3 separate regions of the Homo sapiens genome follow, and all the other regions are linked to region 2. The links are chromatin loops, found by intact Hi-C in ENCODE. Cell type or tissue: endothelial cell of umbilical vein. All regions are shown on one strand.

Region 1 (8,000 bases), 150 kb before region 2:
TGTGATCTCTGAGTTTGCAAATTCCCAAGTGATAAGATGCCTCTTGCTTTCCAATTGTGTGGCAGTTTCTTTGGTTCTGTGTAATAACTTCAACTTCAGGATCTGTTAGGGCATCACTTTTTGCCAGTGAGAAGCACACAAGGCAAGGCTTTTTGGCTTACCATAAAATACTGAAATTGTATATTGCTGTGGAGTACTATTAACTACAATTTGTGCACAGATAGGCCAAGACCCAGGGGGGAAAATTACTTTACCCAAGTTCATGGGATAATGAGTATCAGAGCTGCAATTACAGTTTTCTGACTCCCCAACTGTACATGCAATTTGCAGGTTTACAGTCCTGCACAAAAAACCGCCAGAGAACACAGATGGGCTTCTAACCCCTGCTAATGAGAGCATCACTCTTCATTGATGGGATAATTAAGCAAATATTTAGTGGTCAAAAACCCACCCAGACTTTAAATAAAATCAATCAAATCCCAATCCCCTGGGAGTTGTTAGATTTGGAATTTAAAAAAAAAAATCTAAACTGTAAGTGTGTGTGTGTGTGTGTGTGTGTGTGTGTGTATATAGTTCTTACTTTTAAGATTTAAAGCAGAGAAGAGTTAATCCAATAGCATTATGCCTATTGAAAAGCCACATTCCTCAGAAAGGCCGTGCTTCTGACACTCAAAAGGCTCAAGGTCAAGACAGCATTTTCTCTTTGTTGATTGCTCTTTTTCTTTCCCCACTGAATTTTCCTTCTTCCTTATGGAATTAGACCCTTTAAGTAAATTGCAAACAGTTCCCCCTGTGTGAAGCATTGTCTAGCCTACCAAACTGCCTGAAACAATCGTTGACATTTCTTGTGTAAATAACAGCAGTGGATTCAGCGCTTCCAAGAATGGGAGTTGAAAAAATAATGAACTATGTTTTTTTCAAGATAAAACACACTGTGCTCTCCAGAAATCAGAAGGGTCGAAGGAATGAAAGAACAGATTAATACATAATTCCTGTGTTATTTTTATTACAACCCATTCCTTCCACCCTTCCACCCACAACTACTAATTCTCTTTACTCAGCTATATTTTTGCTTATTTCCATAGAATGTATCAACTCTGAACAAATTGTAGACTTTATTTATTTATTGCAACTATAGTTTATAAACTGTCTCTGCTTGCTAGAATAGAAGATCTAAGGGGACAAGAATTTTTATCTGGATATATTCCAAGCATCTAAAATAGCACGCGGGACATAATAGGAGATCAATAAAGAGTTTTTGAAAGACTGCATACTGTGTGTCAGCTCATGGAGAGCAAAAAGTAAATATGATATTTCCCTGAGAAGCCAAATTACTGTCTCCGTGGATTGAAATTCTAGAATTTTGGCATTAAATTTCATGCCATTCTTTCTCATCATTGGTATCAAGACCTTGATTTGTTTGTGGTAACAATGTGTCTACTAAAAACAGCCCATTTCCCAGCCTTCCCTGCAGCTTTTCTCTCACTTCTGGCCAGTGAGGCATAAGTTGAATTCTATAGGGATATCTAGGGAAGTTTTGCTTTCCTGATATTGTCACACCCTTTTCCTCTTTGTCACTTTTTTCTTCTTCCTGCCTGGAATGTGGACGTGATGCCCAGAGGAATAGCTACTATCATGAGACCCCGAGGATGATAGCAAAATGCTAAAGAAGGCAGACAAAAAAGATAGAAATAGAATAAAATGGCTTAGGGCGAGCACGGTGGCTCATGCCTGTAATCCCAGCACTTTGGGAGGCCGAGGTGGGCGGATCACCTGAGGTTGGGAGTTCCAGACCAGCCTGATCAACATGGAGAAACCTGTCTCTACTGAAAATACAAAATTAGCCGGGCATGTTGGCACATACCTGTAATCCCAGCTACTCAGGAGGCTGAGGCGGGAGAATTGCTTGAACCCGGGAGGCGGAGATTGTGGTGAGCCGAGATCACACCATTGCACTCCAGCCTGGGCAACAGGAGCGAAACTCCATCTTAGAAGAAGAAGAATAATAATAATAATAATAATAATAATAATAATATGGCCTACTCTTGGACTTCTTACATGAGGTCAATAAAACCCTATTTGGTTAAAGCCTTTTTATATGGATCTATAAATTGAATGGAAAACAATCCTCAAAAATATACCCGTATCAAGTCATGACTTAGTGAAATATCTTTAATATTTAATATTTTTCATAATCCCAATCCTTCAGAAAGTTAAGCCCATTGGATAAATTCTACATTTTGGTGCCTTACTATCACAGATCCAGGGAGTCTCAAAAATAGAGGAAAAAGAAAGATGACTGGAGTGCAGAGGATTGCTGCAGGATCTGCTCCAAAGAATAAACTTAAATAAATCTCGATTCAGTTAAAATGTACATAAAAATATATCGATCATATCTACCCTTCAAAAAGCAGCCCATTTCTAGCAGAGCCTTTCTTGTTTGCTTTCTTCCCGCTTGCAGTACTATATTATGATAGATTTATTGCTGTCCATGGCCGGGCGCGGTGGCTCATGCCTGTAATCCCAGCACTTTGGGAGGCCGAGGCGGGTGGATCACGAGATCAGGAGATCGAGACCATCCTGGCTAACACGGTGAAACCCTGTCTCTACTAAAAATACAAAAAATTAGCCGGGTGTGGTGGCAGGTGCCTGCAGTCCCAGCTACTTGGGAGGCTAAGGCAGGAGAATGGCATGAACCCGGGAGACGGAGCTTGCAGTGAGCCGAGATCTTGCCACCGCACTCCAGCCTGGGTGACAGAGCAAGACTCTGTCTCAATAAATAAATAAATAAATAAATAAAGATTTATTGCTGTCCATTTTCATGGACTAAGTATAGATCTGAAATCTGAAGTTTCAGATAATAGGGCTGAATCATTCAGCAATCTTTTGTGCTCATATAGTGGGTTGTTGTGACTCACATTCAGGTGTGTGTCTACAGGTGTATGTACAAGTGTGAAAGAATCGTGTGAATGTCTGAGAGACTTCAACAGGAGGTTCCCTCTTTGCACCCCAAATCAGCCAGTGATTTAGTCCACTCTTGCCTTAGCCAAGACAATCATTCCCGCCAGTCATTGTCATTTTGATAATTGCCCAACAGCAAGTTTTAACTTTTTTTTTTTTTTTTGTAGATTAGCTGAAGCACTACACAAAAATAAAATATCTTCCTTATTTCTGAGAAATTACATAGGCCCTTCTTGTGGACTTTCAGATTTGGTGCTCTGATTTTTTTTTTTATACTGTATAGCTAATCCTATAAAGAGAAACTTACAATTGCCTTCCACCAAGAAATTTAGAGCATTAGCTATCTGTATGTGTTTTTATTTTTTGAATGAATTAAATAATTTTAAATTTAATTTTATTATAATAATAATTATGATTTTCTTAGATATGGGGTCTCACTATGTTGCCCAGGGTGGTCTCAAGCTCCTGGGCTCAGTGATTCCTCACCCCAACTTCCTGAGTAGCTGGGACTATAGGCCTACGCCACTTTGCCCAGCTTGTGTGTCTGTTTTTAAAAGATGTTATCTGATTGTAGAAAATATCCCTTTTAAAAAGTTTAAAAAGTTTAACTTTGCAATTTCCTATGCTTTGGTCAGACACCTAAAAAAACAAAAAAGAACAAAAAACAACATTCCATTAAAAGGAAACCATTCAGTTACTTCTCTGTTTTTCTAGCTTTGCAGGGGGGCTTTACCATTACACTCTTTTGAGGAAACTTGTGTTATGAGGAGCAAAATGAAGGAAATAGAGAAGAAATAGTAAGGCTGCTTCAGTTCTGATCAGCTTTGTCTACCCTAGGGACTGCAAGTTCTCCTAGACATAGAACTTTAACTTAATTGCACTTTATGTAATTTCTTGCTCTTGAATTCTTCTTTCCTTTTTCCTATTATTTAACAAATTGATTCTCAATTTCAAATATTATATTTTTATACTTTTTTTTTTTTTTTTTTTTCACAGAGTCTTGCTCTGTCGCCCAGGCTAGAGTGCAGTGGCGCAACTTCGGCTCACTGCAACTTCTGCCTCCCGGGTTCCAACAATTCTCCTGCCTTAGGCTCCCGAGTAGCTGGGATTACAGGTGCGCGGCAACACGCCAGGGTAATTTTTTTACTTTTAGTAGAGATGGGGTTTCACCATGTTGGCCAAGCTGTCTCGAACTCCTGACTTCGTGATCCACTCGCCTCGGCCTCCCAAAGTGCTGGGATTACAGGCGTGAGCCACCGTGCCTGGCCTATTTTTATACTTTTTAAATGAAAAGTTGAAACGAGGCTGGGCGCCGTGGCTCACATCTGTAATCCCAGCACTTTGGGAGGCTGAGGCCGGTGGATCACGAGGTCAGGAGATGGAGACCATCCTGGCTAACTCGGTGAAACCCTGTCTCTACTAAAAATACAAAAAAATTAGCTGGATGTGGTGGCGGGCGCCTGTAGTCCCAGCTACTCGGGAGGCTGAGGCAGGAGAATGGCGTGAACCTGGGAGGTGGAGCTTGTAGTGAGCCGAGATCAGGCCACTGCACTCCAGCCTGGGCAACAGAGACTCTGTCTCAAAAAAGAAAAGAAAAGAAAAGAAAAGTTGAAACAAAACAAAACTGATTTATTCCACAATAAATCTCATAAAAACAAACAAAAAGATGTCCAAGGAGAAAGTATTGCCTTAATTCTCTCTTTGGGAGTTGTCTCAGGATTTGAAGATCAAGGCGGAGCTTACTCTCACTCCCCACCCTCAATATTCATTCTTCAGTTTCTCTTCATAAATAGAACCTTGGAACTCATAATAAAGACTACTTTTTCCAGCATCCTTCATAGCTAAGCATGGTCATGTGACTAAGTTCTGGCCAGAATTGGTGTGTACAACTTCATAGCATGTGGATGTGACGGCTGGACCACTTAAAGAAAACATTGTTTTTTAGTATGTGTGTTTTTTTTTTTGGAGTCATGCAGACAACGAAAATTCTGACATCAAACTCACACAAATAAGGCTTGTGTTTAGAAATCCTTAATGGGACAGTATAATTTTTTTTTATTTTTTTACTTCACTCAAATCCAAAGCCAACGTCAACAGAAGCATAAATGCCAAACATTACCCTCTGCAGTGTGTGGAATAATTTTCCCCTACACTCTGAGAATGTATATATTTGGAGGAACCAGTTTTATGCCAAAGCTCTTTAATCCGACCTGTTTCTTTGCTAGAGCCCCAACTTGTACTGGATGTAGCCCAGTAAAATATGAGCTACAGGCCACTTGAGGGCTCTTCAATGCCTTCTCTACTGCTTGCTTATCTTTCTAGATTCACACTTTTCATCTCTGGCCTCCTATCCATCCATATATTTTCCTGCCAGCCAAGCCATGCATTCCAATGACATTTTAAATATTTTATACAGCATTTTAGTTATGCCCGGAGGGATTAGTCTGCCATGTTGCTGGAAATAGAATTCTAAATCCTGTTTTGTCTCATCTTCAAAAAATAGTGCTTACTTGATCACTTTATATTCATCAACATTACTTCCTTTATTATCCCACCATTCTTCATGTTAGACATGGAGCTATGGGGTTTCTTTTATTTATTTGTCTTTCCTTTCTTTCTTTTTGAAAAACCTCTCCTCTTCATTTTCTTCCCTCCTCTCACATTTCTCCCCCTTTTTTTCTCTCCTGCTCTCTCTATCTCACTCTTTCTTTCTTTTGGAGAAATCTAGGGCCACAGAGCCATGTCACCAGTGGGCTTTTATTTATTTATTTGTTTATTTTTGAGATAGCCTTGCTGTCACTCAGGCGAGAGTGCAGTGGCACGATCTTGGCTCACTGCAGCCTCTGCCTCCCGGGTTCCAGCGATTCTCCTGCCTCAGCCTTCTGGGTAGCTGGGATTACAGGCACCCACCACCATGCCCGGCTAATTTTTGTATTTTTAGTAGAGACAGGGTTTCACCATGTTGGCCAGGCTGGTCTCAAACTCCCGACCTCAGGTGATCTGCCTGCCTTGGCCTCCCAAAGTGCTGGGATTACAGGTGTGAGCCACTGCACCTGGCCGAGTTTTAAAAAGTAGAAGAATCACTGTTCACTTCTCCAGTCAAGAATATATTGTGAATTCTCAGTCATTTGTATTATAAGGTATCTTAGTTAGTTTGGGCTTCTATAAAAAAGTACCACAGATTGGGTGGCTTATAAACAACAGGAACTTATTTCTTACAGTTCTGGAGGATGGAAGTCCAAGATCAGGGTATGAGCATAGACAGGTTCTGACGAGGGCTGTCTTCTCAGTTGTAGACTGTCATCTTCTCCTTATATCTTCAAATGGTAGAAGAAGGGTGTAAGAGCTCTCTGGAGTCCCTTTCATATGTGTACTAATCCCATTCATGAGGTTTAACCCTCATGACTTAATTACCTCTCAGTGTCCCCACCTTCTGATACCACTACATTAGGGGTTAGGATTTCAACATATGATTTTTTTTTTTTTTTTTTAGACGGAGTCTCATCTCTGTCACCCAGGCTGGAATGCAGTGGTTCGATCTTGGGTCACTGCAACGTCCTCCCAGGTTCAAGAGATTCTCCTGTCTCAGCCTCCTGAGCAGCTGGGATTACAAGCATGTGCCACCACGCCTGGCTAATTTTTGTATTTTTAGTAGAGACAGGGTTTCACCATGTTGGCCAGGCTGGTCTCGAACTCCTGACCTCAGGCGATCCACCCGCCTCGGCCTCCCAAAGTGCTGGGATTACTGGCATGAGCCATCGTGCCCCACCTCTCAACATATAAATTTTAAGAGGGCCCATTCATTCCATTGCATAAAACATACTGTCTAATAATGTTTTATAGATTAAAAGATCAGATTTATTTAAGACACATCCATCAAGCACTTGCTATAAACAGTGATAGGGGATCCAAGATAAATATAGCGTGGTCCCTGCCCCTGAAGTCCTTACAATTCAGAGAAGCTGACGCACTAGATCAGTCACTGAGCATACAGCTGTACAACACGGGTCTCTCACTCGGCTTCAGAACAGCACCCAGTGACTGGAGAAGGAAGAACAGACAGAACACCTGTTGATGAAGGAGACGGGCCTTCTCATCTCATATGACACTGTGGGCTTGCACCAGACTTAAAATATCATGACTGGTGTCCTGAACTTTGTTTCATTCATTCATAGAGCACATGTTAATTGAGTGCCAACTGTGTGTCAGGCACTGTGGGAGGCACTGGGGCTCCACAGATGAGTAAGATCCTGCCTTAAAATAGCTGGTTGTGTGGGGTGGCTGTGCAGTGTGTTAGTGCCATGGCAAGTGGAAGCACAAGGTGCTACGTGAACAGGGGGGTGGGGCAGATGTAGAAGGTGTCTAGAGGAGGTTAATCTGTATGTGGGAGTTCCCCTTTAAGAGACCCCCCACATGAGAGGGGCGCGGTGGCTCCCTCCTGTAATCCCAGCACTTTGGGAGCCCAAGGCGGGTGGATCACAAAGTCAGGAGATCGAGACCATCCTGGCTGGCACGGTGAAACCCCGTCTTTACTAAAAATACAAAAAAATTGCTGGGCGTTGTGGCTGGCGCCTGTAGTCCCAGCTACTTTGGAGGCTGAGGCAGGAGAATGGCGTGAACCCAGGAGGCAGAGTTTGCAGTGAGCCGAGATCACGCCACTGCACTCCAGCCTGGGTGACAGAGCGAGACTCCGTCTCAAAAAAAAAAAAAAAAAAAAAAAAAAAAAGACCCCACATGAGCTAATCTTGTAGCTCAAGAATGTAGTGACAGAGGTAGTCAGGTCCCTGGAATTGGAGTTTTGTCTGGGAAACAAACACCATATAATTATTGTTTATATTATGTGTGTGAGACTGTTTTTGGCCTTAAAGAAATCACAAACACATTTCTTGTGGGAGTGTAGAGGAATCTTCTGCTTTTGAATGAGTGGATAAACTGATCAGGAAGCTCCAAATTCAAAAAACAGACCCGCCGTAAGTCAGAATGTAGATGTCAGCCTCAGAGATCTGATGTGGTTTCTTTTCTATCACAGCTTGGTGACC
Region 2 (8,000 bases):
TTGGGAAAAGTGACCAAAGAACCCATCTTATGGACTGGAATTATAGCCTCTCAGAGCAGAAGTAAGTCATCCATTCCAGTGACCTCATTTTACAGGTAGTAACAGCCAACACTTGTGTAATGCTTTAGAGCAAAGTCAAACAGGAGGGTGCCAACAGGACTCAATGAGATTTCCCAAGTGACTGCAGCCTGCCTGGTGGGGATGGTGGAGAACTGGAGCACCCAAACCCATGTTGGAGGAGGCCAGCCAATGCCAAGCTACAGAATGTTGTCATGCAGAGTGTGGGCCCGGTGTTTCCAAATGTTTGGTTTTTCGAAAAAAAAAAAAAAAAAAAAAAGCTGGGAATCTAGATTTTTCTTTTTAAATGAGAAATCTGCTTCTTTTTTCAATGCTGGTATTAAGTGATATTATATAGTTTAAAGCACTGCATGGGCCAAACACAACATATCTGTGGGTCTGATAGAGCATCTGGGCCTCCAGTTTGTAAACTGCTTTGGAGTGTATGCCCCGCTATCCCATGCATTCTTGTTATATTTTCCTGGTAGGACACTGACCTTTAGGGAGGCTAGGGTCTTGCTCAAGTTTGCACTAGACATTAGGGGCAGAGCTAGGACCCGGATTTAATCTCGTGGCATAGCTTTCTGGGCTCCCTTCTCATGTTTTCCGTGTAACCATGGGATTCCCTGCAGTGCACGGAGATTCGTGGGCATTCTTATCCTAGTCATTGGGATCTTGTCTTTGTAGCACTTTATTTCTGCTTCTAATAACCCACTCTGCTATTACCATCGTTAGCATACATTATTTTGGTTTGATTCATGCCTTTCTCTAGGATTATGTTCCTTGGGTAAACTGTATGTTTTACAAGCATGGCCCATGATGCAAATAAAATATCAGCTTTATTTTGGCTTTCCACATCCTTTCTTTTTTTAAAATTTCAACTTTTATTTTGGATTCAGAGGGTACATGTGCAGGTTTGTTACAGGGGTATATTGAGTCATGCTGAGGTTTGGGGTATTGTTGATCCTGTCACCCAGGTACTAAGCATAGTACCCAACAGGTAGTTTTTCAGCCCTTGCCCCCTCCTTGTTTTTTTATGGCTGTGTAGTATTCCATGGTGTTGATTCCATGTCTTTGCTATTATGAATAGTGTTTCAGTGAACATACAAGTGCTTGTGTCTTTTTGGTAGAACGATTTATTTTCCTTTGGGTATATACCCAGTAATGGGATTGCTGAGTCGAATAATAGTTCTGTTTTCAGTTCTTTGTGTCTCCCACTGTTGTTGAAGCTTATTCACTGATGATCATCTCCTATTCTATCTCTTCTCTTCACCCCATGAAAACTACAGGAACCACAGACTTTTCCGTTCATTCTCCACTAATACACAGTTCCACAATTCCTTTGTTTTGCAAAAAGATCCTTGATTTAGTCATTTGAATGTTCAAAACTAAGGAATAATCAAAACTTCCAACCTTATTCAGTGTTTGTGGAATGATAGAATTCTAAGAATGACCACCAGTGAACTTCACTTTTGTATAACTGCCTTTCCTTTGACTGAGGGTGAAATCTGTGAATATGATAAACTATCCCTCTTGTGATTAGGTTACTTTAAATGGCAAAAGGGAGATTATTCAGATGGGCCAATCTAATCACATGAGCCCTTTAAAAGCAGAGCGTTTTCTCTGGTTGGTAGCAGAAGAAGTCAGAGAGATTGTAAGCCTGGGAAGGATTTGATGAGCTATCGTTGGCTTTGAAGATGGATGGGGCCATGTGCAAGGACCCGAGAGCCATAAAGAACTGAAAGTAGTGACTGGCCAACAGCCAGCAAATGGAGAGCTCAGACCTAGAGCCACAGGGAATTGAATTCTGCCGACAACCAAATGAGCTTGGGTGTGAATTCCTTTCCAGATCCTCAAGATAAAAGCTTTGCTGGCCAACACCTTGATTTTAGCCTTGTGAGACTCTTAGCAGAGAACCCAGTAGAGCCATGCAGGACTTCTGTCCTGCAGAACTGTGAGATATTAAGTGGATGTTGTCTGAAGCTGCTAAGATTGTGGTAATTTGTTATGCAGCAGTACCAAACCAATACAGGTTTCCGTCTCCCCTTTTTCCAGCCAGGCCTTCAGTGGTGCATGGGAGCCTAATGGCTTTTCATGCTGTTTTCTCCACATTTACCTTCCCTTCCACTAGCTAGCTGCTGTCTGACTGGGGAAGGGGGCTGATTAGAGCAGGGGGAAGAAAATGTAAGGGACAGGCAGTTCTTACTTGGCTGGTGTCTTTTTCTCTCTTGGTTTGCAGAGGGTTCAAGCTGGCTCTTTAGTGGGCAATGTTGTAAGAATTTTAGAGGTTCCTTGCTGCCCTTTTCTTCTACAGCTGCCTTAGCCTGGGCTGATGCTACTTTATTGAGTGACCACTGAACAACCTGAAAAAGGTCTTATGTGGGGTTGCATTCCTGCATAGTCTACTTTTGGCCCACAAGATATACTACCACCCTGCTCTCCTTCCTTGCTGCAGTTGGTGCTGGGGCTGCAGGTAGATTCCATGCTGCAATGCACTTCTGGCTTTGCCACCCAAATAGTCAACTCATCCCTCACCTTTTAATTCTGTGGGCTGGAGTCAGAAACCTGCCCATATTCTGCTTAGACTTTCTCAGGTATGAGTCAGACAGCAGGTCTTTTCATCTCCCAGTAGCAAATCATTTCAAAGCTCTCTGGGTGAACATGTGCAGATTCCCTACGAGATGTATGGAGAGAGGGCAGCATTCCCTGCCCCTTTCCCTAAAGGACAGTGGTGTGGTGGGACCGGGCTGTAGCTTTGTATGTTTCTAGGGGCAGCATTCATGTTTCATTCTATGTATCTAACAGCCTTTGGAGCTCCAGAACACAGAACGCATAGAATACAACTGGAAAGGTGCCTCTGAGTTGTATAATGGGATTCCCCTTATGATGAGCATTCACTGTAGGGTGTAACTTTCTTCCAAAGATATCCTTCACTGATCCTCTCTGACTACTATCTCTTCCTCTTTATCTTTTCTAAGTGGGTGGCTGGCTTCAAGACTGGTGGAACAGGTTCTCCTGTATTGCCATTGTAAGTTCTGCTCATGGGAGGTTGTGTCTCCTACTAGCTTTGTTATCTTATCATATGAACCCCTTATTGACAAGTGTGATATGAAGGGCTCTGTTCTAAAATTCTGCCACACTTGTCTAACTGTCTGCGCATCTAGCTCAGGGGCCAGCTCCCTGCAGCACTCATGCCAAAGAAGGCACCGAGGGAGTGGATTTTTCTGAAAAAGCACCTGGACTGGATGTCCCAGCCGTGCTGGCCTCTCTCTCCAATGCTGGTCAATAGACTCTTCCACAAGCAAGGAGGGGTCAGAATCTTGTCATTTGTGGCACATCTCCAGAAGGCTTTGTGTTCCTGTCTCAGGCTGCAGGGGATTTTTTTTTACTGGCTATCTGTCCTCACTTAACAGTTATTTTGATTTCTGAGGTGTTCCTATTCTCTGGGTTTGTGCTGCTGCTGCTGCTGGTGTGTGTGTGTGTGTGTGTGTGTGTGTGTGTGTGTGTGTGTGTGTGTGTGTCTGGCTCTTTTTCTGTCTGTGTTTTCCCTCTGTTGAATGCTTGGATCTCAGTGATGTATTGTTCAGGAAAATCAGTCTGGCTGAGAAGCACAATCACTCTCTCCCACTTTTGCTCACTTCCTGCCTACACTTCCTTCCACTCAGGGTCTGCTTAAACTGTGCCAGGCCTAGGCTTCAGGACATGAGCTTTTGGCAAAATCTGCTGCTAGAGAACATGGGTTCAGATGGTGAGGCAGCTCTTTGCCACAGCTGCCCTCTTATGTGGGTCACCTATATTGTCAGAAACACAACGGCATCTTGTTCACAAGGCTGAATTGAAGACAGCCATTCTAAGTGATTGAGTGAGTATCAGCCTCACAGATTTTGGGTGAGTGTCTGCTTTAACCAGCCAAAAGTTTCTGTCTAGAGGAACATACCTAGTCCACTTGCCTGAAGGGCATCTGAACGCTTTTCTTTTCTTATCTGAGTCCTAAACTCTTATCTAGGTCTCCCAGTTAGATTGATAGTACTGGCCATTCTCTCTTTCTAGTCTCTATGAGAACAGGTCCAGAACCATACATTCACACTATGGTATAAATGATTGAGGGCTTAAGGTGATAGCCATACCAGGGTATTCAAAATCTTCAGTAACATGGTTTTACAATTTCTGACATCAGTCCATTGTGATAGGGGAGAACTGGAGGGAGTGTGTGTCTGTAAATGTGTGTGCATATGCATGTGTTTGTGTTTGTGAGCTCTAGCCGAGAATTACCACCTATTATTGTGCAAGTCAAGCTTTTGTTGCCTTCCCCTCTTCCCTCTAGGGCTGGTGAGTAGGTCATTGCCTTGGTGTAAATTGAAGATCCTCCCAAAGCCCGAGCAACCATGATGTCTACTCTGAGGCCTGCCAAATGCCTGTGATTTCTTCCACGAAAATTAGTCATTTGGGTCATGAGGTAAAGAAATCCTCAAATTCCAAAGCTACGTAGTCATCCACCAGTCCTCATTGTCTAGTTATGTTTTCATTCTGTAACTATCTATTAAGTACATGCTGGGTCCTTGCCATGCTGGAGGCTACGGGACACAGAAGGGCCAGACAGAGCGTAACAATCCAGTCTAGTGAGTGGATGAGGAAGTGTATAATGTTCTGATGTGGATGGGATCATTGGTAGCAAAGGGCATTGTTCCAGACAATGGGAATGGGTGGGTAAGAGGAGATTGCTGGGAGCTGAATCTTGCTAAGAGTGACAGGAAGAATATACAGAAGAATGGAGAACTACAGACCATCTCAGCTTCCTTTACAGTTCTGTCCAGGTCTTCCCTTGTATGTCTGCCTTCTAGCCTCCCCTGTGCCTTCCATCTCTCCCCCTTTTCTCTATCTCTTCTTGGCATGACTGCTTCTCTTCCTCTCTCAGCCTGTTCCTTTAAACTCTCTTCCCCGTTGTGCTCCTGATCTCTAAACTTGCTGTTTCTAGGAGGATAAAAGGGAATGGAGCTGTAATGGGACATGTCTTTCATTTTCTCCATATGTCCTGACTTTGAAAGAAGAGAAGGAAATTTGACCTTAGATGGTAGGGTTTTTTGTTTGTTTGTTTTTCCTTTCAAGTGGTTCCAAAGTTTATTGAGGAGAGTGATCATGCACTGTGGTTGAAAATAAGTAGGTGCAGAAGGTTGGTGATGGAGGTGGAGTTTATAGCCTACCTTTCCCCAGGCTGGTTCTCCAGCAAAGAATCCTTAAAGAGCATCCCAAGGCCAAAGACAGGCAATTCACACGGTGAGGTTACAGTGAACATAATGTTTAAGTTGAAGTTTCAGGAGGGAAAAGTGAAAATTGCTTCACCTGCTTAAGGCTCTTGTCCTGTTACTGTACCTTTTGCATTTCAAACTGGCCTGCAAATGAATTCCCTACACTGTCACTTGTCTTCAGCTGGAGTGTGAGAGAGGCAATGTGTAGCTTGTGGTTGCCTAAATTAATCTCCATACTCATTTTGGATGAGAAAGAACACTAGGGATTGCTTCACTTTTGGGAAACAGGCACATCTTGGCTAGCATTCTCTAGCATAGGGCCCCAGAAAAACAGCTTCTAAACTAATGTCCACTGATGAAATGAGAGACTGGGCCACTTTATTTGATAAGCCATTCTTATTGTGAGCACGACAAAATATTTCCAAGCAAAGGAAAATTAAAAATGGGGAAAACAAACACAAAATGAAACATTATACAAAGCAATATAATGTCCATGTTAATTGTCCTTCACATGGAGATCTCAAACCTTTGTACCATTTTCTTAAAAAGGAGAGGAGGTCTTGATAAATGAAACAAAATTGGCGTACGCAAGTGCTTCGGTAAATACTATGCTCAGAAAAGGCACAAACTCTCAATGCATCATAAGGCTGTAGGGAATAGTCCAATAAAAGGAAAAAAAACCTGCTCAATGAAAACACTTTACAAGTGAATATATATTCACTCTAAAAGAGAGATTTTAAACAAACTTCAACAGAGACACCATTCAGGTGATAACAAGTGGTAGCAATGGTTATATGCATCTCTTCTTGCTCCCCAAAGTGAGCCAGAATTGGAGATGATAGTGCAATGCATGAAAAATTATATGCACTTTATTCTCATTACAATCAGTGTTTCTTATTCTGTAAACACATGGGCCTCTGATGTTCCCATCCAGGTGATTCATTTGAAGATTCATTCTCTCTCACTTCAAACATTTGGTCGCTCCATGAGAAGAATCACCATCGCCCTGCTCAACCCATTTAGCACCTCTAGAAGTCACTATACGGACTTAGTGATTAATGATAATTGATTTTTTCTCGCCAGCCTAATCGTCACACTTGACTGGGGCTGATGTACACCCAGCTGTGCTTAATTAGCCCAGAGGACTTAGAAACCATATTTTAAAGACAGGCTTGTAATGGAAGAAGCCTTCTCAACGATGCAGCCTGCTGTGGTGAACCCAGACATGTGGCACACGCTGTTTTTCATTAGGTCCAAGGAGCATGTCTGGGAAATGGATGTTGTATAAAACAGACATGTGTTGTCACATTAGACTTGGGAAAACTATTGTCTTCTAGAACATAGGTTATAAAACGTGACAGCTCTATATGAATTTCTTTCTCTGTGGCATGTTCTTGACTAATTACTTGTTTCAATATAGAAGGTAGGTGTGTTATATGACATCATTCTATATAGTATGTTTGCTTTTCTATTTTTGGTGAATTTAATCTTTCTAGCATCCATCTTAAAATGTGGACTTTTTATTATCCTTGAAAATGTTCCATATCTATAAGGATGTTTTCTTTTTTTCAGGATCCAAAATGAAGAACCAACCTTCCTTCCTTCCTTCCTTGCTCTCTCCCTCCTTCCCTCCCTTTCTTTCCCTCCCTGCCTCCCTCCCTGCATTCCTTCCTCTCTCTGTCCATCCCTTCTTCCATTAGACATATCTTCTTTATAGAAAATATAAGGAAATAATAAGAAAATTATTTCTGAACTCAGCCCATTCCCTATCAGCTGAGAGGCTTAATACTGACTTCTGTTGCATGAGTGTGTACCTGCTAGGCATAGTCCCTAAACCGTGACTTATTTCACACTCACAACAGAAAGTCATCCAAAAGTCATCATAGCTTCAGTTTTAGGTAGCATCTGGCTTGAGTCAAATTGGAACCAATGACATAGGAAAGCCATGACTTTTATTAGTACTTCTCTTAACCCAGAAGGCCTCAAGGAACTTTATAGGATAAGATGCTCAATGAGTTTTCAAGGAGTGTTTACAGATATACTTGTGGATATCTCTGGAAATGGTGGAAATATTCATATGGGGAAGTCATAAAGAGACAAAGAAAAAACTTTGTTGCAAGGTTTGGTGCCATGCTATTTAGCTGTTGACTAGGGAAATGTTTGATAAAGTTGGAGCAAAGAGAAGACTAGGCAGAGCATGGAGAGTGGGATTAGCAAGTGAGTTGAGTTTTAGAAGCCTAGAAGCCTTGAAACTGATCCTCAGAGAGGTGCCTATTTTCAGTGTGAAAGGCATTATCTTGGTGCCAAAAGGAGCATTGTATTTACATAGAATGCATTGTTTAGAACTCTTTGGCCTGCCAGTGACCAAAACTCAATTTAAACATTTCAAGCTAAAAGGGGAATTTGTTAACTCACATACCTTGGAAGAAAATAAGTGCAGCTCATAGGACTGAAATTATAGTATAGTTCCCAGGGCCTCAAGAACTGAAACCAAGCACTTGACATCAGGTGCCTTTCCATCTCTTGCCACTTACTTCATTCATTTGTTCATTCATTCATTCATCCATCCATCCATCCATCTATCTGTCCATCCATCCATCCATCCATCCAGCTGGCTAACCATCTCACATTTTTATCTTTGCTTGGCTTTGTCTGCAGACTGAATTTCTCCAAATGCCAGGATTTAGTAAATGCAGT
Region 3 (8,000 bases), 200 kb before region 2:
AGTTTCAGCTCTGTGATGCAGGACACCAGAAGCAGTTACCTAAGCTCCTGTGAATTTGTTTTGTTTACTATTTTGAAGGAGACAGTTGTACTTGGACCCCAATCTTGACTAGAGAACTCTTGCTCTGTTAGAGTGTCCATGAAACACCACTCTTAACTCAAAAAACCAAGACAGCCATTAGAGAACATGGTGCTATGATTGCTCGGTAATTCATTATAGCAATGAATTATGTTTATTCTACAGAACAGAGACAATTATATCCGTTCCTGTAAATTGCTACCCGATGGCTGCACTCTCATAGTGGGAGGGGAAGCCAGTACTTTGTCCATTTGGGACCTGGCGGCTCCAACCCCGCGCATCAAGGCGGAGCTGACGTCCTCGGCCCCCGCCTGCTACGCCCTGGCCATCAGCCCCGATTCCAAGGTCTGCTTCTCATGCTGCAGCGACGGCAACATCGCTGTGTGGGATCTGCACAACCAGACACTAGTGAGGTGAGCAAAGATGGTCGTCTAAGGAGGGGTTCGCTTCTTTAGCAGCTGGGCCTATCACCTCTGCTTCTCTCTGGCTGCCTGCAGCCCACACAATAAGAGCCTCTTGAATGCCAGGCATGGGGCTAGGTGATGAGGGAACAAAGACAACTGTGTTGCTGCCTTTGGGGGGCTTACAGTCTTATTACTATGCCTGGTGTCACCCGAGACTTTCTATCTCCTTAATGTGCCAATTCTTCAGCCCACATACAGACTCCAAACTTGTTCTAAAAATATTTCTGGCTTTTGCCAAGGGGTGGCCTAATGTGGATTACACGGCAGCACAAAAGGCCCTTGATACTAGATGTTTTGGGCTTTGGCTAGAACTTGGTGCAGACAAGAGCCAACTGATAAAAGATAACAGAAAATCAACAAAGGGACATGAGAAGAGGAGATTCTGTGAATTTTGCCTACAAAATGATTTTAAAGTATCTCAATAATGAAATAGACCTGCCCAGGGGTGGTTCCACCCAGGAGCCCGCAGGGCTCTGCCTGGCCTTCTGGCATCAGCCCTGTCACCTTAGCAGCAGCTGCAGTTCTGGTACCCATGTGTCTCTCCTCAGCTCCCCCGCCAAATGCTCCCTTCAGAAGTCAGTGCTCACACCAGAGCTGTTCTCAAAAAGTCTTTTTAAAGTAAGCATGAATGAAACATGAAAGGTAAAATGAGTACATGTTTTACTCTTGTTTCATCTTTGCTGGGAAGCCGTCCCTGCGGATGGTGCAGTTTGGGGTCTGTGGCTTGTTTGGTAAGTCCCCTCTCATGCTGCACAGAGAAGGGACGGGCTCCAGAAGTCATCATGACAGCTCACTCTCTTCAAACCTCCGCTGTAGAAATCCATGAAGTGTCATTGAGCCGGGCCCGGTCCCTGCGTGTGGGTGACAGTGCGGCAGTTACTTTCCTCTTCTGTTTGCTGGGTAGTGTAGGTGAGCAAAATGGAATGATGGAGCCAGGGCCGAACGCCCTCTCCACCTTTTATCCTAGCAAAAGTTACTTGTTTTTTTCTTTTTTTAAAACTCCATAAGTAGCACTTTCAAAATATCAATTCTAAGCACTTTTCAAATATTCCTCCACTTAGTTCTCATAACGTCTGTCCTGCTATTTGCCCCATTTTATAGAGGAAGTGCCTGAGGCTCAGAGAGGGTAAGTTACTGGCTTCAGGTCACACAGTCAGATGTGGTGGAGCCAAGTTGAGGCCCAGGCATTCTGCTCTCGTCTGTACTCTGAACCCTTGCTCCGTGCCGGCTCCTGGGGAGTAAATACCTGTTGGATAGAATGGGGTAGCGTCTTACAAATCTTTCTCTGGACCACTCACAGGTGGCTAGTGGCTGCTGCATGTAATAGGGCCATGTAAAGCCTATTGAATGTCTTTGTATCCACTGTAACCCAGCACGTTCTGAACAGTCATAGGATGTGCCTGAGAGTAATGCTGGAGTATAGTATATGGACGGAGAGAGGGCAGAGGGATGGGGGAGCAGCTGCCAGGTACTGTATGTCAGCAGAGGAAGGTGTTTTCAGTCAAGGAGGAACAGCGTTTCATGAGTTAGAAAGGTCAAAAGAAGTCAGAGGGTCACTGGATTTCCAGAGCTGTTTGAAGGGAAGGAAAGCAACACTTTCACCAAGTGAAGCAGGGACTGCTCCAGGCCTGGGTGTTCTGTGGGGATGTCTGGGAAGCAAGCGGAAACATTGGAGGTCCAGCTGCACGGCCGCAGGAGAGAGGACTCAACCTGGATCCTAAAGTGCAGAAGTTGGGGATGGCTTGCAGAGAGAAGATTTTAAAAGTGATGGTTCACGTCTTGGCTTAGAATTTAGGGCAGTAGTGGTGCTTTTTCCTTCCCTTGCACTCTTTAAAATCCAAGCTCAGGTTAAAAGTTTGGAGCTCTACAGGAATGATAAGGTGTGGGGATCCTGGAGGAAGAAGCAGCATGGTAACTTTCTTCTCAGTGTTGAAATTCCCACGCAGTTCTTTACTGGATCCCGCCTGCTTCTGAGGGTGGGTCTAGACTTTGCTCGCCTTTTCTGGCTGCCTCCCCCACCACCTTCCTCTCAGCATGCAGAACTGAGTCCACCAGTCACCGTCCCTGCTGGGGCTTACACTGACCTCCCCTCAGCAGCTCTGCTAGTTGCCTTGCACAGCATCTGTGCTCAGCAGATCCCTGTTGGCTGATCGTTTCTGATGGCGATTTTTGAATGAAGCACAAGGTTCTTTAAAGAACAACCTTGTGCTCCGCTTGGAGGCAGAGTCTTGCTGAGGTGCCCGTGGGTCTGCCTCAGCAATTACCTGTGTCTCTGCCCAATGCCTCTGAGGTCAGGAGGCCGGCATGCGTGACCCTTTGTCTCTGGGAGTCCAGATTTCCTAATGCAGGGCTCTTTCTAACACAGAAAGCAAGGTTGAGTAAATACATGAGCTCATGCTCTGTTGGCACGTAGGGCATTGCTGTGTTGATTCACTCATGGAAACAGGAATGCTTCTGTACACCCTGTGCTTGTAACGTCCCCATTTCTTTCTCTCACGGACTCAGGCCTGCACGATTAAAGAACAGACCTTTATCTTCCCATAAGGAATACAATCGGGATTTTGTGTGTTTGTCTTTTATTTTCTATTTAACAATTAAACACTTTTCCAGACCTGGAAAGAATTTTACCTTCCAGACGGTTTTGTCAGAGTAGCATATTTAAGTTCTGGGTAGTGACCTGCAGTGGCATTCCATTTCTTTAGCACTTGGATCGTGGAAAACAGGGAAAGACAATCGCAGGTGCTGTTTCCCCTCCTCCTCAGGGGAAGGTTAGTTTGATCTTGCACATCAGCAGACACTGGCGGGATCACACACACACACACACACACACACACACACACACACACGGTCCAAAACTAACAACACAACAGTGTTTACCTTGAGCTCTGGCAGGAAATCATTATTCAATCTGGTTTGTTTTATCAGGCAATTCCAGGGCCACACAGACGGAGCCAGCTGTATTGACATTTCTAATGATGGCACCAAGCTCTGGACGGGTGGTTTGGACAACACAGTCAGGTCCTGGGACCTGCGCGAGGGGCGGCAGCTGCAGCAGCACGACTTCACCTCCCAGGTGACTGAGTGGCTTCCGCCTGCCCTGGAGTCTGGGAGGTGGCTGGGGTGTGTCTTCCTCCTCACAACCCTCCCTCCTTTACCCTAGGATGGTAGTGGCTGGACAAACAGATCAGGGCTGAATTTGAGATAACTAATTTAAAAACAATGACCACCACCTCCTCCTTCACGACCCTCCCCCTACCTTCCCCAAAACTAGAGTGGTTTTTAGAATCCTGTAGGTTAAGGTGTGTTCTCTGTTATATTTACATATGAGTTTGTTTAAGGGATTTGTACATTGAAGAATGTATAGTTTTCCTTCAGCAGTGTTTGATCTGTGGCACATATTCTCACCATCTAATGCAGGAGTAGGAGATGATTTTTTGATTCCTAAATAAATAGAACTTGAGAAATCTGCAGAATGTCACTAAGAGTAGAGAAAAGTCACAGCTCCTCTGAAAGTTCATTTATTTACCCCGCACCAGAGAGCTCAAAAAAATGCACAGATACCTCAGTGATACCCATTTTATTCCTCATCCTTTAAAAAATGAACTGGTGGCTGACTAGATTTGCAGACTTTTGAAATAATGTATAAATGGCAACTTTGTAGATTGTGAAAAGTATTTTGATGTCCAATGTCTGAATGTAGACTTGTTTTGGAAAAAACAGTGTTTGCCATTTTAAATGCTTTCTGGTGGTAGAATTGTTCTTTCGATCATGACTTGGCATTTATTTTTTACCTTGTTTTGTAATAAAAATAATTCTACTCAGAAAACTAGGACAGAAACAGAAAACAAGCATATATACTTCTAAATTTCATATTCCTGTTAACATTTTGTTGAGTTTCTTAGAGTCTTGCTGTTTTCACTCTTTCCCAACATAAGCAGGATACAATTTTTGTTCTGCCTTTTTTTAAAACTTCTTAGAGAAATTCTCAAATACATATGAGTACAGCAAATGTCCAAGCATTTATGAAAGCACAGAGAATTGTACAATAAATGCCACATGCCCATCGCTCAGCTTGAAGTTATTTGGCCATATGATAACTCTCGTTCCCACCCCCAGACACTGGATTATTTTAAAATAAACTCTAGCAGCATATCATTGTATCCATAAGCACAGCCATGCACCATATAACCTTTTAGCCAAGGACAGACCGCATATGTGACAGTGGTCCCTTAAGATTATAATACTATATTTTTACTGTACCTTTTCAATGTTTAGATGTATCTGGATGTACAAATACTTCCCGTTATGCTACAGTTGCCTACAGTATTCAGTACAGTAACATGCTGTGCAGGGTTGTAGCCTACAAGCGATAGGCTCCACTCTCTAGGTGTGTGTAAGTGCACTCTCTGAAGTTCACACAATAAAGTCACCTAACAAGGCCAGGCACGGAGGCTCACGCCTGTAATCCCAGCACTTTGGGAGGCCGAGGCGGGTGGATCACAAAGTCAGGAGATCGAGACCATCCTGGCTGGCACGGTGAAACCCCGTCTTTACTAAAAATACAAAAAATTAGCCGGGCGTGGTGGTGGGCGCCTGTAGTCCCAGCTACTTGGGAGGCTGAGGCAGGAGAATGGCGTGAACCCAAGAGGCGGAGCTTGCAGTGAGCCGAGATAACGCCGCTTCACTCCAGCCTGGGCGACAGAGCAAGACTCCGTCTCAAAAAAAAAAAAAAAAAAGTCACCTAACGACACATTTCTCAGAATGTATCCCCCTTGATAGGTGATATATGATCGTATTTCAGTTAGTGTCTCTAAAAGGTAAAGCCTCCTTTAAAATGTACAGATGAATGCCATTATTATTAGGAATCATTTCTTAATTTTATCCCAAAAGACAGAGGGGTTCAAATGTTTCCAGTTTCCTAAAGGTTTTGACACTTGGTTCATCTGCGTTAGATCACTTGCCCTGTGGACCTCCCCACAGTCTGGACTTGGCTGATTACTTCCCCCCATTCTTGCTATTTCCCCACTTTTCACATTGCGTCTTCCCTTCCTAAGTGTATCAGGCGGAATAATGAGTGAGCCTGTCTTGCTCCTTGTAGATCTTCTCCCTGGGGTACTGCCCCACCGGGGAGTGGCTGGCAGTGGGCATGGAGAGCAGCAATGTGGAGGTGCTGCACGTGAACAAGCCTGACAAGTACCAGCTGCACCTGCATGAGAGCTGCGTGCTGTCCCTGAAATTTGCTTACTGTGGTGAGTTCAGCCGAAAGGAAACTGGAGGCCGTTGATGGCCCAAATGGAAAATGCTTCTTAAAAAAATATGGTAGAGATCATAATCTGGAAAAAATGTTCTCCGAGCAGCTGGATGCAATAATTCTATTGTTTTAATATGCCCTTCAGAGCACAGCAATGTCTGTTTCAGTCTGTTTTGCTAATTTGAGAAAAGTCAGCAGGCAATGTGATTGCCTAATACACGGTTTGGACACAAGTTTGTTTTGGAGGGGTTGGGAGACGACAATGAGTTTCTACTCTGAAGAGGGGTGGGCGGGAATTTATTGAAGAATGGAGCAGGGGCAGTGGAAGTCATTATGAGCTGGCCATGATGAGGAATCCAGGGTTAGAGAAGTCGATATTTAGGTATACGCAGACACTTAGTTACACTCTACTCTACAGTGAGGATGAAGAGGGAAGAAGTTCATGTGGTGACCCTTCTTGTGTGCTGCAGATGGGCAGATATCTGTTCACAGTATGCATAGATGGATGGATGGATGGATGGATGGATGGATGGATGGGTGGATGAGTGCCTATCACTTATTGAGCATTTTTCTTCATGCTATATGATGTGACTGGCATTTTACTTAAGTTGGATGTTTAATCCTTTAATTCCCATTAAAGATGGGAATCTTTAATCCCATTTTATCATGAGGAGACTGACTAAAATAGAACACATTCTTCATTGATTTCTATATTTGAGGGTTACCGTGTGTTGGATATGATGCTACTAGTCCTGTATCCAGTGACTAAGGAGGCTGATACCTCTTAGATTATACCCAAGATCACTGATAAATCACTGAGGAGCCCAGATTAAAACCTCTGTTCATATCATGGACCAGTCCTTAGGGCATGATAGTTCATATATTAAAAATGTTCTTAGTTTGATTAAGTCCAAGTTGCTAATTGTATAGTAGGAATTTTAACCTTGTGAAAACTAGATATTCCTTTGCTAATTCTAGGTAAATGGTTTGTGAGTACTGGAAAAGATAACCTCCTCAATGCTTGGCGGACCCCCTATGGAGCCAGCATATTCCAGGTGAGTAAGTACTCCTCACCTAGATCCACAGTTTGACCACAGTGTCGCCTCTGAAGCCAGGAGTGAAGGTGCCTCCGAGGGAGCAGGGCCTCTGAGTACCGTTGTTCCACATTAAACACATGTCCATTGTTTTCTCTTCCAGTCCAAAGAGTCCTCGTCAGTGCTTAGCTGTGACATCTCTGTGGATGATAAGTACATAGTCACTGGCTCGGGGGACAAGAAGGCTACAGTCTATGAAGTCATCTACTGAAAACATTATGTGGTTTAACGTTTATAGTTGAATTGGGCCAAAATGTTTCGAATTTATAGAAATAGAAAAGTTGTAACTTTAAAAGAGAAAAAAAATTACAAACACCTGTTTCCAAACCTTGACAGAAAACTACTTTGAGTCTACAAAGAGGAGGCGACAAGTCCATCAGCAGAAAGTCACCTGTCTACATAGACCAAATGGAGCACCAAGGCCAAGCGGACAGAGGGGCCATGGGTTGTAGGATTGAGGAACGGAATCTGCCGACTCACATGACAGCCCATTCTTTCTTTCTGGGTGATCTGGGGATCACGCCTTGCCCAAGTGTGAGATTACCTTTCTGTTCCTTGCAGTTCACCTCACTTTCCGTCCTTTGTAGAGCAGTGGTGTCTCCAATGAACTTGTTTCCTGGTTTTGCATCTTGTGAAATGTTTTTTTGTATTTTTGTTGAAGGTTAAACATTTGTATAAATTGTAAATATATTTGGTTTATTACAGTAAAGGCTTTAGTACCAATAAGTGGTTTTCCTTTTCTTTCTTTATTGTTTTTTATTAAAGCTTTGGGATCATCAATGTGGGTTTTATAAGCAAAGATTATACATTTGTAGAGGAAGTTTTGAATTGCACTGCTTATTTTATAAATATATTTGGTGGTAGGCTCCCATTGCATTAGAACCTAATCCTTCACAAGCTTGAGTTACTGGGAGCTCAAGACTAGGAATTGTGAGTAATTGAAGGTTTACTAATGACAGTTTTCTTTAGGAAAGTAAAATTACTTCATCAAGATTTGTTCTTTTGTTATGATACTATTGTGATTCAAGGTCAAAGATTAAAGCTCTACTTTTTTCTGGTGATTCATTGGAAGGCAAAATATTCCTTTTTCTAGGAAGGCCCAATCTCCTCTTC

The links. Hi-C counts contacts between places; a loop is a spot of excess contacts. Peaks named below come from ENCODE experiments on the same cell type or tissue, not always from the same donor. Only the 100,000 strongest peaks of a DNase experiment are listed, where the experiment ranks them.
Region 1: it touches region 2 in a loop (8-fold over the local background); 4 of 110 quality-filtered maps call a loop at or near these places.
Region 3: a loop joins it to region 2, with 6 times the contacts of the local background. A loop is called at or near these places in 2 of 110 quality-filtered maps.

What each region holds. Positions count from the first base shown.
Region 1 is chr9:81,539,536-81,547,535 of GRCh38, reverse strand. No RefSeq gene overlaps it. Among named protein-coding and RNA genes, the nearest start is that of TLE1, 150 kb to the left of the region's middle. In endothelial cell of umbilical vein, no CTCF peak of the experiment used is centred here; DNase peaks (open chromatin) are centred at 825 and 3,625.
Region 2 is chr9:81,386,305-81,394,304 of GRCh38, reverse strand. No RefSeq gene overlaps it. Among named protein-coding and RNA genes, the nearest start is that of TLE1, 300 kb to the left of the region's middle. RefSeq lists an enhancer at 4,348-4,921. In endothelial cell of umbilical vein, no CTCF peak of the experiment used is centred here; DNase peaks (open chromatin) are centred at 3,694 and 4,624; H3K27ac peaks cover 3,198 bases.
Region 3 is chr9:81,583,296-81,591,295 of GRCh38, reverse strand. It overlaps TLE1 (TLE family member 1, transcriptional corepressor), which reads left to right. Exons shown (of 20, transcript NM_005077.5): 16 at 244-491; 17 at 3,468-3,615; 18 at 5,641-5,791; 19 at 6,772-6,848; 20 at 6,991-7,613. The coding sequence ends at 7,098. It overlaps LOC105376106 (a long non-coding RNA gene), which reads right to left and starts at 3,621. Exons shown (of 2, transcript XR_929993.3): 1 at 3,420-3,621; 2 at 1,186-1,393. In endothelial cell of umbilical vein, no CTCF peak of the experiment used is centred here; DNase peaks (open chromatin) are centred at 2,925, 3,455 and 5,875; H3K27ac peaks cover 1,613 bases.